Regions from separate parts of the Mus musculus genome. Here region 2 is linked to region 1. Evidence: chromatin contacts called from ENCODE Hi-C or POLR2A ChIA-PET data. All regions are on one chromosome and are shown on one strand. Each heading gives the region's core, a stretch centred on a gene start or an enhancer-like site at or near the end of the contact. The rest is flanking DNA. Distances are from core to core; before and after follow the strand shown.

Region 1 (5,944 bases), core at 883-3,382:
CCTGCCAGATTATCTGGTGGAAAGAGTGACTAGCAAGGTTGGGGCTTAGTTGATGCCCCTGCAAGTGGGTGAGTCAGGGGCACGGAGATGAATGACAAAGGATGCTGCTGGCAAGGCAACAGGTCTCTGGGATACAAGGACTCACAGACCCGCAGAACTTACCTGCTGCCACGAAAAGCAGAAGCAGGAAAAACACCCCACAGAAGAGCAAAGATGTAACCCCCATCTCAGGCTACAAAGGAAAAGAGAGGACAATGGTAGAAGTAAGGGATGCAGTGAGGCTGGTACCTTCCCGCACACAATTTTAGAGAATCCAGAATGTCAGTCCCAGTTCAGGTCACTGGCCTTCCTTCCCCTCTGCATGGGGAGCCCTCCACTTGGCCTCCCTCCGTTCCAAGGCCAGCCTTTCCCCATCTCCATTACACCAGACCTTCAGAAGCCAGTAAACGCCGACTGGCCTGTGAAGGGGACTGGTGGGGAGTTGGGAGACAGGGCCAGATGTGCTGGCACTTGGATCAAGCCAGGGCCAGGAGACTGAACCCCAGCCAGAGCAGACTGTGGACCCGCCCAGCGTGCATCTGGGATCGCATGGGTCGGAGGGGCTCCCCTGTAACCCTATGTGCTCGCTGGCTGAGCGGTAAGTGCTGGCCCACCTGGAAAGGGCAAGGGAGAGCAGGAATCCCAGAGTTTGACCCAAGTCCCGGCCCACTTTCCAGGTCGGAGTCTTCTAGCCGCCCCAGTGACTATTGATCGCTAACTCCCTCCGCTCCGGCTGCCCCGGGCTTGCTCCACCTGCCTATGGGGTCTCAGAGCGCTGGGTCTCGTGGAGCAGAGCGGGAACCACTCTGGGGACCGAATCCTGGTTGGTCACCGCACTCTGCACCTTGGGCATCGCTTCTCCGCCGCGGGCGGAACAGACTCACCTTCCCCAAGTGGAGCAGGACAGAAATAATCCGTCCTTCGAAAATCGTTCAGTCTTTTTTTCCTGATCCCAGGCCAGCACGTTCATCTATCAGGAATGTCGGCTTAAATATGCTCCAGATCATCGCTAAAAATTATTATATCCTTTCCAAACACTATCTGAGCGGTTCTTACACACCCAGCACTGTCCTAAAATGGACTATTCCAGAGGTGGAAGCGCTTCTGAGAAAAGGCATTAACCCCACCCCAGCCCCGTCCTCGTGCCAGATCTTAGGTAAAGCAGACTCCCGACAGGTTGAGCACCGATACAGTCAGTCTAAACTTGCCATAAAGTAATGCTTGCTCGGACCTGTCTTCCTGCGCCAGAGACACTGGAGACCCCACTAGGCACTGAGAAGAGCAGTGGCGGCAAACGCTGTCAGACCAACAGCTTCTTAGTGGGCATCCCTCGGAGTCTTTGTGGATTAGAAACTGTAAGACTTTGAAAACAACCACAGCGTCAGTCTGACTAGCTGTCCCAGGTTCACAAAGTTAAGATGTACACGTGTCTGTCCGAGTACTGTCCCTTGGCAGAAGCACTCTGCCTTACAATTCTGGGATGATCTCTGTGTTGAGTAAGTCTGCTGATGCATGAGGAATCAATCATTAGTTCTGGATACAGAACAGATATGGGGATAGTGAGTTTTCAGGGAAAACAAAAACAAAAACCACGACGTTAAGCGGAATGAGAAACAGAAGAAACGTCCTACCTATACGGAAATTAAACAAACAGGAAGCTAAGATGTAGAAGAGAGATTACAGGGGTGGGTGGATGAAGCCGGTGAAAAGAAGCTGGGTTCAATTAGTGCGCACCAAACCCCAGTAATATATAAAATTAAGACAAAACTGATTGAAGTTTTAAAAATAAAAACACAAAACTATCACGTGTGTGCACGCAGAACCTCCCAGAGAACTACGGAAGGAACTGAGACTGTACTCACAGAGGTCTGAAGGACAATTTCAGCTTTGTTTGGAGTGGCCAGAAGAAACCCAGCTTTGGTAGAAACTTACTGACTTCAGTCTCCTCTGGTGACCCCCCTCTTCTTCTCACTTTTGTATCTTGAAGTGTGTGCCACGCAGTTGTCAAGGGCCACATAATTCCAAACAAGCTGTGTCGCGTAAGCAACAAACATCAGAAGCCATCATCTCCCAGCTTCCGGTCTCTGTCCGCCCAAACCCAAACTCCCAGTCTTCAGCTTGGTGCTTATTCTCTCCCCTCCCCCTCCCTTTGTGTGTGTCTGAGTGGTGTGTGGGGGTGGAGAGCAGAGAGGGAGAAGCAGGAAATTCCTTAAGCAATGTAAGATATTCTTACATAAGATTTCCTAGTCACTGTATAAAATTTACTATACTGTGCACTTACATAACTTACTTTTTAATAAAAGCATTATACTTGCGGGATTTAAACATTTGAGGTGTGGTCCTTCTCAATAAAGGCTTGCCCCATCCTGTGAGCATGAGCAACCGACGTGTCTCTCTCCCTTAGCCATTTTGGTTGTCCCATTTTTTTTACGTTTTGCTAATTATTATACATAATGTTGCCGCGACAATCCTGGCAATGTCTCTTACACGTCTGAGAGAAGCTCCTGGATCATTAGGTAGGTGTGCCCTCGTCTGCGTTGGCAAACCTCTGACTGATTATTCCATGACACCATTCTCTAGAGAAGGATTCTGATGCCCCATGTTCTTGCCAAATATTAAAGGCATCCGAATGTGTCCGATGGCACACTGAGTGTTGGGAAGACAGCTTAGAGACATGAGCCCTTCAACAGCTTGCCACCATGATTTTCTGGTAAATAACATTTTTTTAAAAGAGATATTCAACTATTAGGAAGCACATAAGATATGAAATACAGTTAGGAGACAGGTGGAAAGAATATGATAAGGCACAGCCTTTCTCCTGAGCAGTGGCCTGGAGCCCAACAGGTAGATGTCTGGGGCAAGAGCTCTCTCTTTCTACTTTTTACGTTTTATTTTTACTATGTTTAATTATGTGTGTGCATCTGCACTGGCTATGTGCATGTGACTGCAGGTGACCATAGGGTCCAGAAGAGGGTGTCGGCTCCCTTGGAGCTGGAATTACAGGTGTTTGTGAGTTACCTGATATGGGTTCTGGGGACCAAAGTCTGATCTTCTGCAACAGCCATTTACATCCCTACAGAATGAACCGTCAGTACAAAGTCTCTGAAGGACCGAGTTTGGGACACTCCAAAAAAAAAAACTGAAATGAAGGGAGAGTGATTGCCACACAGCAGAGGGGAGAGCTGGGTAAACTGAAGTATGGAAGTAGGTGTGGCTAGATCACATGGGGCCTGGGAACGACAATACAATGGCTGCCATTATTATAGGCAAAATTAAAAGATATTACAATGTTTAAATCAGGAAAAATATAATCTCACACTAATTCCTCCTCACCCCGGAATTGGTACCCTTACCACTAAAGACAGCCTAAAGCGCAAAGCACTAAGGGAACAGCACAGGTTTTCAAACCAGGTGCACATAGAGCTGAAGAGGAATGGCAGGGTGAAGGCATGGGGGCGGGGGAGTTGCATGGGGAAAGAGTAGATCTAATAATACACAAAGGCAGGGCAAGTCGGTGTGTGCTACTGAGCTCATGGCTGCTGTGTTCCCCTGAGACACAGAGAGTGGGGGTTAGGGCCTAGACCAGCAAGCCCTTCTTCAGTAACAGGGGAGAGAGAGAGAGAGAGAGAGAGAGAGAGAGGGAGAGAGGGAGAGAGGGAGAGAGAGAGAGAGAGAGAGAGAGAGAGAGAGAGAGAGAGAACCAGGAGATCAGAAGATAAAGAGGATAGAAGAGAGAGAAGATTTAAAAAAAAAGTTTGGGATCTGGAGGTCTTGTACAAGCTATGGCTTGAGCCAAGCAAGCTTATTTAAAAAGTACAGCATTATTTGATGTACAACTTCCAGGGGAGAAATGGGGGTGTCCAAAGAAGCTACCCGACAACGGGACAAAGTCAGCAGGAAGCTAATCAAACAGTGTTGCAAGAGAGGAACACAGGGTTTCTGGAGAATACTATATATAGGCCATGCATACAATGGCCTTGAGACTGATAACCAATAACTCCATACAGTCAGAAGAGTTGAGATCTCAGGATCTGAGGTCACAGCTCCCCCCAAGGCCCTGGCCCCAGGTCATTACCAGCTCTGACAAGGTATTTCTGATTTGGAGAGGAAGCTCTGTCCGTCTCCATATTCTAGGGCCAACAGGTAGATGTCTGGGGCAAGAGCTCTCTCTTTCTACTTTTTAAGTTTTACTTTGACTATGTTTAATTATGTGTGTTCATCTGTGTTGGCTATGTGCATGTGCGCCTTGGTTGCTCAGTCAGGCAACCTCTCCACAGATACCAGAGGAAGATACTCCCTTTGGCCTTTCTGTTTTGACCTATATGGTTATGACATAAATCTCAGCACTTTCTCAACTTCTGTCTAACATGAAATTTAGAGACCCACAAACCATACATTGGGGTAGAACCTAAAATCTGGATATGTGTTGGGTAGAGCGGCAAATACATGGGGTGCCGCCTGGTACGATAACCAGCACCACAGAGCCTCAGAAGTTAATGATTACTGTGTGATTCTTTACAGTCACAGCCACGAGTGCACACATCCAGGAGTCCTTTAGCCTGGGCTTGAAGAAACCCACTGCCTCCAAGAGCTCCCACTACAAACTAAAGTCCTATTAGCAAATCATTTCCCCTTCTAGAAAAAGGAAGCCTGGCAGTGTGGCCTCCGTCAGGAGTCTTGTTCCTCTGGGTCCATAGAAAGAGGAAGCTAGTTTTCCAGACGGCTGTCCATCTATCTAACCTCGTTATGATTCCTCGATGACACTTCTCTTCAAAACATATAACTAGAGGTAGAGGTGCAAACAGATCTTCAGGATACTCAGCCAGTAGTCAGTAGTTGATGTCTCCTGGTCTTTCCAGCCTGGCAAGCAGGAAGCCATCTGCCCTGACACTTTCCAAGTGGTGCTGGCTCCTAGTCACAGGGCCCTGGAGCTGCTGGCAAGTTCTGGTGCCAACCAGTGCTGCAACTCATTCTGCTTGTACATTAACACCCTAAATCCTTATCTACTCTTGATGCTCCTGGGGCTACCTTTTCAAACTTAACTCGGACATATGTCCTTATCAAAAATAAAAGGACTTGCATTTATTCCTCTCCAATGTCATCTGCAGAAAGAAGATGGTTAGAAAGGGTAACTAGTTATCTGGGAGTTAGAGGACCTGGCTCCTGTCTCAGCACACTTGGCCATTAATGAAGGTTGGCATGAATCGGGAGCAAAGGCAGTCCCATAGCCCAGGTACTTGTAAGTAAAGCTTTTAAACATTAATACTTAACTAATAAAGAAGCATTCATTTCAAAGGACATCGGTTTTGACTCTCACACTCACAGTGATTTCTAGGTGTGTGCCCAACACTGCAACCCTGTGTGTGAGAGAGCCGCACAGTCTCTGTGGAATGTAGTCAGCCAAGAACCGGAAGAGCTACTGTCCTTCTGTAACCACACCAAGCAAACTATCAGGGAGAGGAGCAAGTGACTTTGGAAAGGGTGGCTTGGTTCTGCCTATCTAAAAACTAGGGGAAAGAAAATCCAGAGGGCCAAGAGAAACAGAAAAGCTATCCATTTGGCAGCCTTAATAGCAACTTACAGAGCATTCTTCAAGTAGAGCAGCATGGACAAAGGTTTGTGCTAAGTTTTTGTATGTGTATGGATGTGAATGTGTGTGTGTAGATAGGGGTATGTGTGTGCACATAGGTGTATGTGTGCATATAGGATATTTGTGGGCATATAGGGGTGTGTGTGCATATAGGGGTATATGTATATGTGAGGGCATATAGTGGTGTGTGTGTGTACACGTGTGTGCACGCATGCGCAAGAGTGCACACTCTAGGGTGAAGAATACATGTGCCAAGACACATATATGGACATCAGAGAACCTTGGGGGGCAGGTTCTTTCCTTCCATCTTTACAA
Region 2 (6,130 bases), core at 1,648-4,147, 51 kb before region 1:
AATAATTTTATATTCAGTTATAATTACATCTTTTCCCTTTACCTTGATCCCTCTGACCCATTCCTTATATGTCATCTCTTTATTCTCTCTCAAACTCATGTCTTTTTTGCTTCTTTTTACATACTGTGAAGACCAGGCAGAAAGAATGTTTAAGAGTCAGCCTCTCAGGGACTTTACTATAAGATTGCATTTTCTAGAAATCATTTTAAAAGCCCACTGGAGCTTATAAGTACAGCGAGTACAAAGATTCAAAAGTCTGTTGTTTTCCTATGCACCATTAAAAATAAATATAATTCAAAATGCCATGTATCAGTTTTTGAATATCAGCTGACATCTATCAAATGCACATAAAATATGCACAGCAAATACGTTAATTATTTCTCAATAAAACTAGAATGGCATAAGTGAGAAAGACAACATTCATTATTAAATGGAAATCCTAAAATTTAAAGATACCGATTCTTTCCCATTTATAGATTTCGTCCAATTCAGAGCTTAATTCTAGCAAAATATTGATATATTTATTCCATATTTTACAGGGAAAGATAATACTAGCCAAGAGAATTTGTAATTTCACAGCTTGGGATCTAGCCTGAGGACCTGAACATGCTAGGCCAATGCTGGGATTCTAAGATCTGTCTCTAGTCCCAAAAGTCTATGTTAGCATCTCTTGGATTCCATAAAAAGAGAGGTTATTTTGATCCATAATTCCAGATGTTCATATAAAACATGCCATTAATATCTCTGGAAAAACATAACTGGTTTTGAAAATTACCTTGGAAACTTGACTAAAATTCCTCACCATGGATGCACGCTCGGCACCTTTAAGGAGACTGGCATTTAACCATTTGCGTAGTTTTCTCTGGGACTCCATTTTTAGCTATTTACCTGTGAAGGATTTCTCAGTGCATGGTGATGAGCATGCTGAGTGTGCAGGACTTGCTCCACCGCACCTGTGATAGAAGGGGTTAAATCTTAATGAGAGAAATAAAAAGAAAGGAGAGAGATAAGGGGCCTGGACCACACCGGAAGGTAAGAGTTTCAGTGCGGAGAGCTCCCCATGTTCACAGACAGCAACACACAGCCATGCCTGTCAGTGTGAAGAACAATTCTCTCACAGGGTAGAAAAACATGCTCTGCATACCAGTCTATTTTCTGATTTTTTTATTAGTGTGTATTAATCATACAAGATAACACAATTCTCCATGACACCTTCAGACATGTGTATCTTATGAACGTTAACCACATCAGTCCCTGCGCTGATTCCCTGTGTAAGAAATAAATTGTACCGGTGCATCTTCACAGTGAGGTCCCTCAGAGAACCACAGATGAGCCGGGGGACACTAGGACCCTATGTTCCCTCCCTTCCTGACAGCTGGTGCCTGCTTGGCTGGGCGCTGTGGGGTTCAGCCTAGGTCACGGGCAGTCTGCTGCATGCTACAGGCTCCTCAAACCAGACAAGGAGAGAAAGTCAAGTGCCAGGATATTAACTGATGAGACTTGTTGTCCTGAGCCAATAGGATGGGAAAGGGAACAATACTAGACATTATGAAAGTTTGTATCGCCCTGAAGAACTGGGGAATATAAATACCACTGTCCTGCACCCAGTCTGCAGGCTGTCTTTTTTATCCTTTCTCTGGACTGATGCTCCAGTTTCCAAGGTTGGAGGCTGTATTGCTTCAGTGTCACAACTCTGTGCATCCAAGATGTCTATTATGAAGTGAGGGCCCCCCGGGACTCTTATTATGAAGTGTGGACCATTTTTTCCCTGCCTTCATCTTCCCACAGAGTCCCCTTTCTGCCTTTCTGCATCACATCCCTTTGCAAAATCTGGGTCCCATATGAGAGAAAGTCCATGACATTTGTCATTCTGTCCCTGAGCACCATGACCTCCGGTTGCCTCCATTTTCCTGTAAACTGCATAAGTTTGGTTCTTCTCTGTGGCCCCTTGAAACTATTCCATGCACAGTGCTCATTTGCAAGAATTCTGGTGAGGGGTTCCTGAGCTGGCTTCCTGGCTGCCTCCTGCTAGTCTGCCTTAGATTTCTGCAGGTCTACAGGTCTTACCAAGCTGTTGAGATGGCACCCCTGACACTATAGTAAAGACCAGGTGAAAATGACCTCACTATCCAAACTGGTTGGATTAGAAATCAGTTCTGGCTAAATAGACAAAAATTGTGATTTTTCACATGGGGGCCAATCATGAACATTTGTTTTGTTTTCAAATGTGAGGACAGATTCTTATTGAGGGGATACATGTCATTTTCACAATTATAGTTTAATTTTTCACTAAGGAAATATGGGGGGGGGAACACCACCCAGTCCCAGGTCTCCAGCATACTCCAAGGATCAAAGCCCATATGATGTTCCCACTTCCCTGTCCAGCCAGAGGATTTGGGCTATGGGGGTGGTGGCAGGGAGCAAGACAAACTGTGTGTTGAAGCCCCAAACACAGCTTCACCCTGCAGCTGGAAACAGCATACAAGAGGAAAGCGAGACAGTAACACGAGATGTATTCAACCCAGTGCCGTGTTCACTTGTGTATACTCTATTTCAAGCCCTGCTAAAGTCTGACCTAGAGAATGACCTAGAGATGCAGCCTCCTTTCCTGAGCTGCTTGAAGGCAGAGCTGTACACATCTCAGGGTGAGAGCAGGGAATTCTGCTTCCAAGTCTAAAACCTGCGACGGGGCACTGGTGGGCTCCGTTTCTCATGGTCCGCCCTTTCAGGAGTGGTTAGGCAACAGCAGTAAGTAGCAGCTGAGTGTCCAGTGAAGGGGAGAAACCCAGGACTCTGGAGCCCTTCCCAAATCAGGAATTTGCCATGGATAACCAGGGAGCTGTGGAGTTCTCTCATTAAGGCAACCAGCAGGGTCTCCAGATGCATTCTGGGTATGTGAGGCTCAGAGTGTGCACACTGTGTCCCAACCTTCAATGGCCCAGAAAAACTAACTACACTTGAGTTGAGAAGGCCCTGGCCATTGAGTCCCAACACCCAGCAGTATTCCGTGCCAGGACACAAAGCCAACTCTGTGTATTTGTTATGCCAAGAACAGAAAGGAACTCTCCACTTTCTTCATCTTTAAACACATCCTGCATCCACTCGCCAGAAGAGCACGCAATGGGAGAAAGTTTGTAAACGGGAAACAGGGCCAAGATCTGGGGAAAGGTCAGCTGTGACATGGGATCACTGCAGGGTTCCACACGTGAGTAGAAGAAGCTCAGGTTGAGCCCTCACATATAGGTCCCACTCTGGTCTCCCGGTGGCATCATTGGCTAATCAAGAGGTTTTATGTAAGTATCTTTTGTTTGTCTGTTGTTTGCTTTCTCAAGATAGGGTTTCATTACCTAACCACCCTTAGCTCCCATCCCAACCCCCCACCTCAGCCTCTCGAGCAGAGGGATCACAGGCTACACTATCACACTTGGCTTACATGTATAGATGTATAGATAGATAGATAGATAGATAGATAGATAGATAGATAGATAGATAGACAGATAGATAACTGATTGATACATAGATTGATCTATATCTATATAGGTACAGATATACATTATACTTAAAGATACAGATATCTGATATATATGATAATATATAGACAGACATATATCTGATATACATAGATATTTCTGATATTTATACACCTATAGATGTCTATATAGACATGTCTTTATGTCTATAGAGAGACATAGATATAGACATAAATATAGATTTTTTTAATTCCAGTTGATCTTTCAAGGAAAGCCCATACTTGCCTGGAGCCCCTATGGAGTGAACATCAATGTCATCTCAAGCCATTTTCATGGGCAGATCATAGTGAAGAGGTCACAAGAAAGTGGCTTTGTGACTGACTTAGTCACTCCAGAGTAAGAGGGGCTAAGACTTTCCTGTCAGGTCCCCTCTCTGAGTTGCTTACCTCTCTCAGCTACACCTCCATTTCGGCTTTGGACACACAGCAGTGTGTGTGTGTGTGTGTGTGTGTGTGTGTGTGTGTGTGTGTATGTGTGTATGCATGTGTGTGTACATGTGTGTGTGTGTGTGTGTGTGTGTACATGTGTGTGTGTATGTGTGTGGGGGTGTGCACGTGTGTGTGTGTGTGTGTTTGTGTGTGTGGCTTTGGACACACAGCAGTGTGCGTGTGTGTGTGTATGTGTGTGTGCGTGTGTGTGCGTGTGTGTGCGTGTGTGTGCGTGTGTGCGTGTGTGTGGAGCAAGACATCTTTGTGGAGTTGGTTCTCTCCTTCCATCCTACCTAGCTTCTGCATGCCAGTCACCATGCAGAAAAGCACCTTCACCCTCTGATGGAGTGGAAATTTCTGGTTTCTTTGGAGACTCACTTGTGTCATGTGATGCATGTCTGAAAACTGTCTTCTGAGAGGATCTTTGCTGAGGCAGACGACACTTGGAGGACACAGGGTGTTTGGAAAGAGTAAAAGTGGAACCCAGCAGACAGTTCGCATTGGTTCCCCTTGCAAGGCTTTCCTGGTCTACATGATCCTTGCTTGTGCTGACTTCCTGGAGAGAAAAGCACCAAAGAACTTGTCTCTGGTATTCCGGCTGCTTCTTGCCGCTTCTCTGATTGAGCTACTGCTACCAATTCATGTTTGGTATTTTGGACTGGACTGCTGAGATCCTGACAACAAAGATTGTATCGCCCCAAAGAACTACTTCTAAACATGTCTACACCCCGCCTTGTTCTATTAAACATCTCTCCCCTCCTTTGGTTGGTGGGCTAGAAGGGAGATCAAAGCATTTAAGAACCCTTATCAAAGTAGGTTTTGAAAAATCTAAGCCTACACTCTGATCTGTCTCACCACCCCCACTCCTTCATCTTTACCATCTTGTTACATTTTAAATGTTGAGATAACTATTGGTTAGCAAACAAAGTATTGGGTTTCATCCATTTTCATATATGTTTATCGTTATACTTCACTCATATTCACCATCTGAAACCCTCTTCTGTTCCTTCCCTCTGCCTGCTAGTCACCCCTAGAATGCTTCCTACTCTGATTTCATGTTGTATATGTTGTGTGTAAAAGAGAATTATAGATTACCCCATCTTCTTTTTCCTACTCCGTTCAGCACACACCCATGGCCCTTGGAGGCCTCCCTGACACTTTATGACTCACGTTCTTAAAACACAAATTCTGCACTTAAGAGAAAACATGTGCTGTGTGTCCCTTGGGTCTGAATTATTCTGCAAAGCATGAGAATCTGCAGTTCTATCCTTTCCCTGAAGATGACATGATTTCATTCTTCACAGCAGAACAAAGTTCCCTTAGTGTACGGAGCACATTTTTTTCCTCCTCTTCTGTTCACACACATTCAAGTTGCTTCTGTATCTTGGGTACTGTAAACAGTGCATCCACAGAGATGTATCAGTATGTCTCGAGTGTGCTAACAGAGATTTCCTGGTGTGTACACCCAGGAGTGAGACACCTGGGTCATGTGGTAGGCCTGCTTGGGCTTCATTGTTTTTGTTAGGGTGTTTTATTGGTTTGAGGGAGCCTTCCATGTTGGTTTCCATAATGGATGCAGGAGTTTGCATCCCCAGCCACCGGGCATGAGGGCGTCACTCTCACCACTGACTGAGGTGCAGGATTAAAATCATGTGCACCAGGTAGCAGAAAGGTTTGAAGAGCTGCCTCACATGCACAGTTGACTGACAGTAGCTTGGCTGTGAAGAATCCTCAGCTCTCTTCCACCAGCCTTCCCCTGGGATTCAGCATAGTTTTTGATGGGGTAGCTGATGGTCTCCCTATTTTAGGCAGATAAATACTCCTTATCCAAGAGGAATTCATCCTAGAGTCCCCAATGGAGACTAGAACTGAGAATAATAACAAACCATATATATTCATACATACATACATACATACATACATACATACATACACACATATCCATTTACTCTATGAATGTTCCTATGATGCAGCTTAACTTAAACTTTTGATGCAGTAAGAGATTAATAACAATACCTGACAATTATAAAGATATACTTCAGCCAGAGTCACATGACTGTGAGCTCTCCTGAGCTTGAACTTGGCTACACTGACCCATCTCGGGATGATGGGATGACATTTATAGGAAGAACCTTGTCTTAGTCAGGGTTTCTATTCCTGAACAAACATCAT

Evidence for each region. Hi-C counts contacts between places; a loop is a spot of excess contacts on that map. ChIA-PET counts read pairs that join two places held with the same protein, here RNA polymerase II (POLR2A).
Region 2: a map of heart shows a loop between it and region 1 (2.0-fold over the local background). The contact joins the enhancer-like site here to the promoter of Il1rl2 in region 1. A Hi-C loop is called at or near these places in 1 of 37 maps with a recorded cell type or tissue (heart). POLR2A ChIA-PET finds 5 or more read pairs at or near these places in 1 of 5 experiments (Patski).

What each region holds. Positions count from the first base shown.
Region 1 is chr1:40,320,777-40,326,720 of GRCm38, reverse strand. Il1rl2 (interleukin 1 receptor-like 2) reads right to left here and starts at 2,132. Exons shown (of 11, transcript NM_001356478.1): 1 at 1,972-2,132; 2 at 163-232. The coding sequence starts at 226.
Region 2 is chr1:40,372,191-40,378,320 of GRCm38, reverse strand. No RefSeq gene overlaps it. Among named protein-coding and RNA genes, the nearest start is that of Il1rl2, 51 kb to the right of the region's middle. Within about 2 kb of position 2,897, at least 1 of the 3 ENCODE cell types and tissues checked has a DNase peak (open chromatin) inside an H3K27ac peak, as active enhancers do.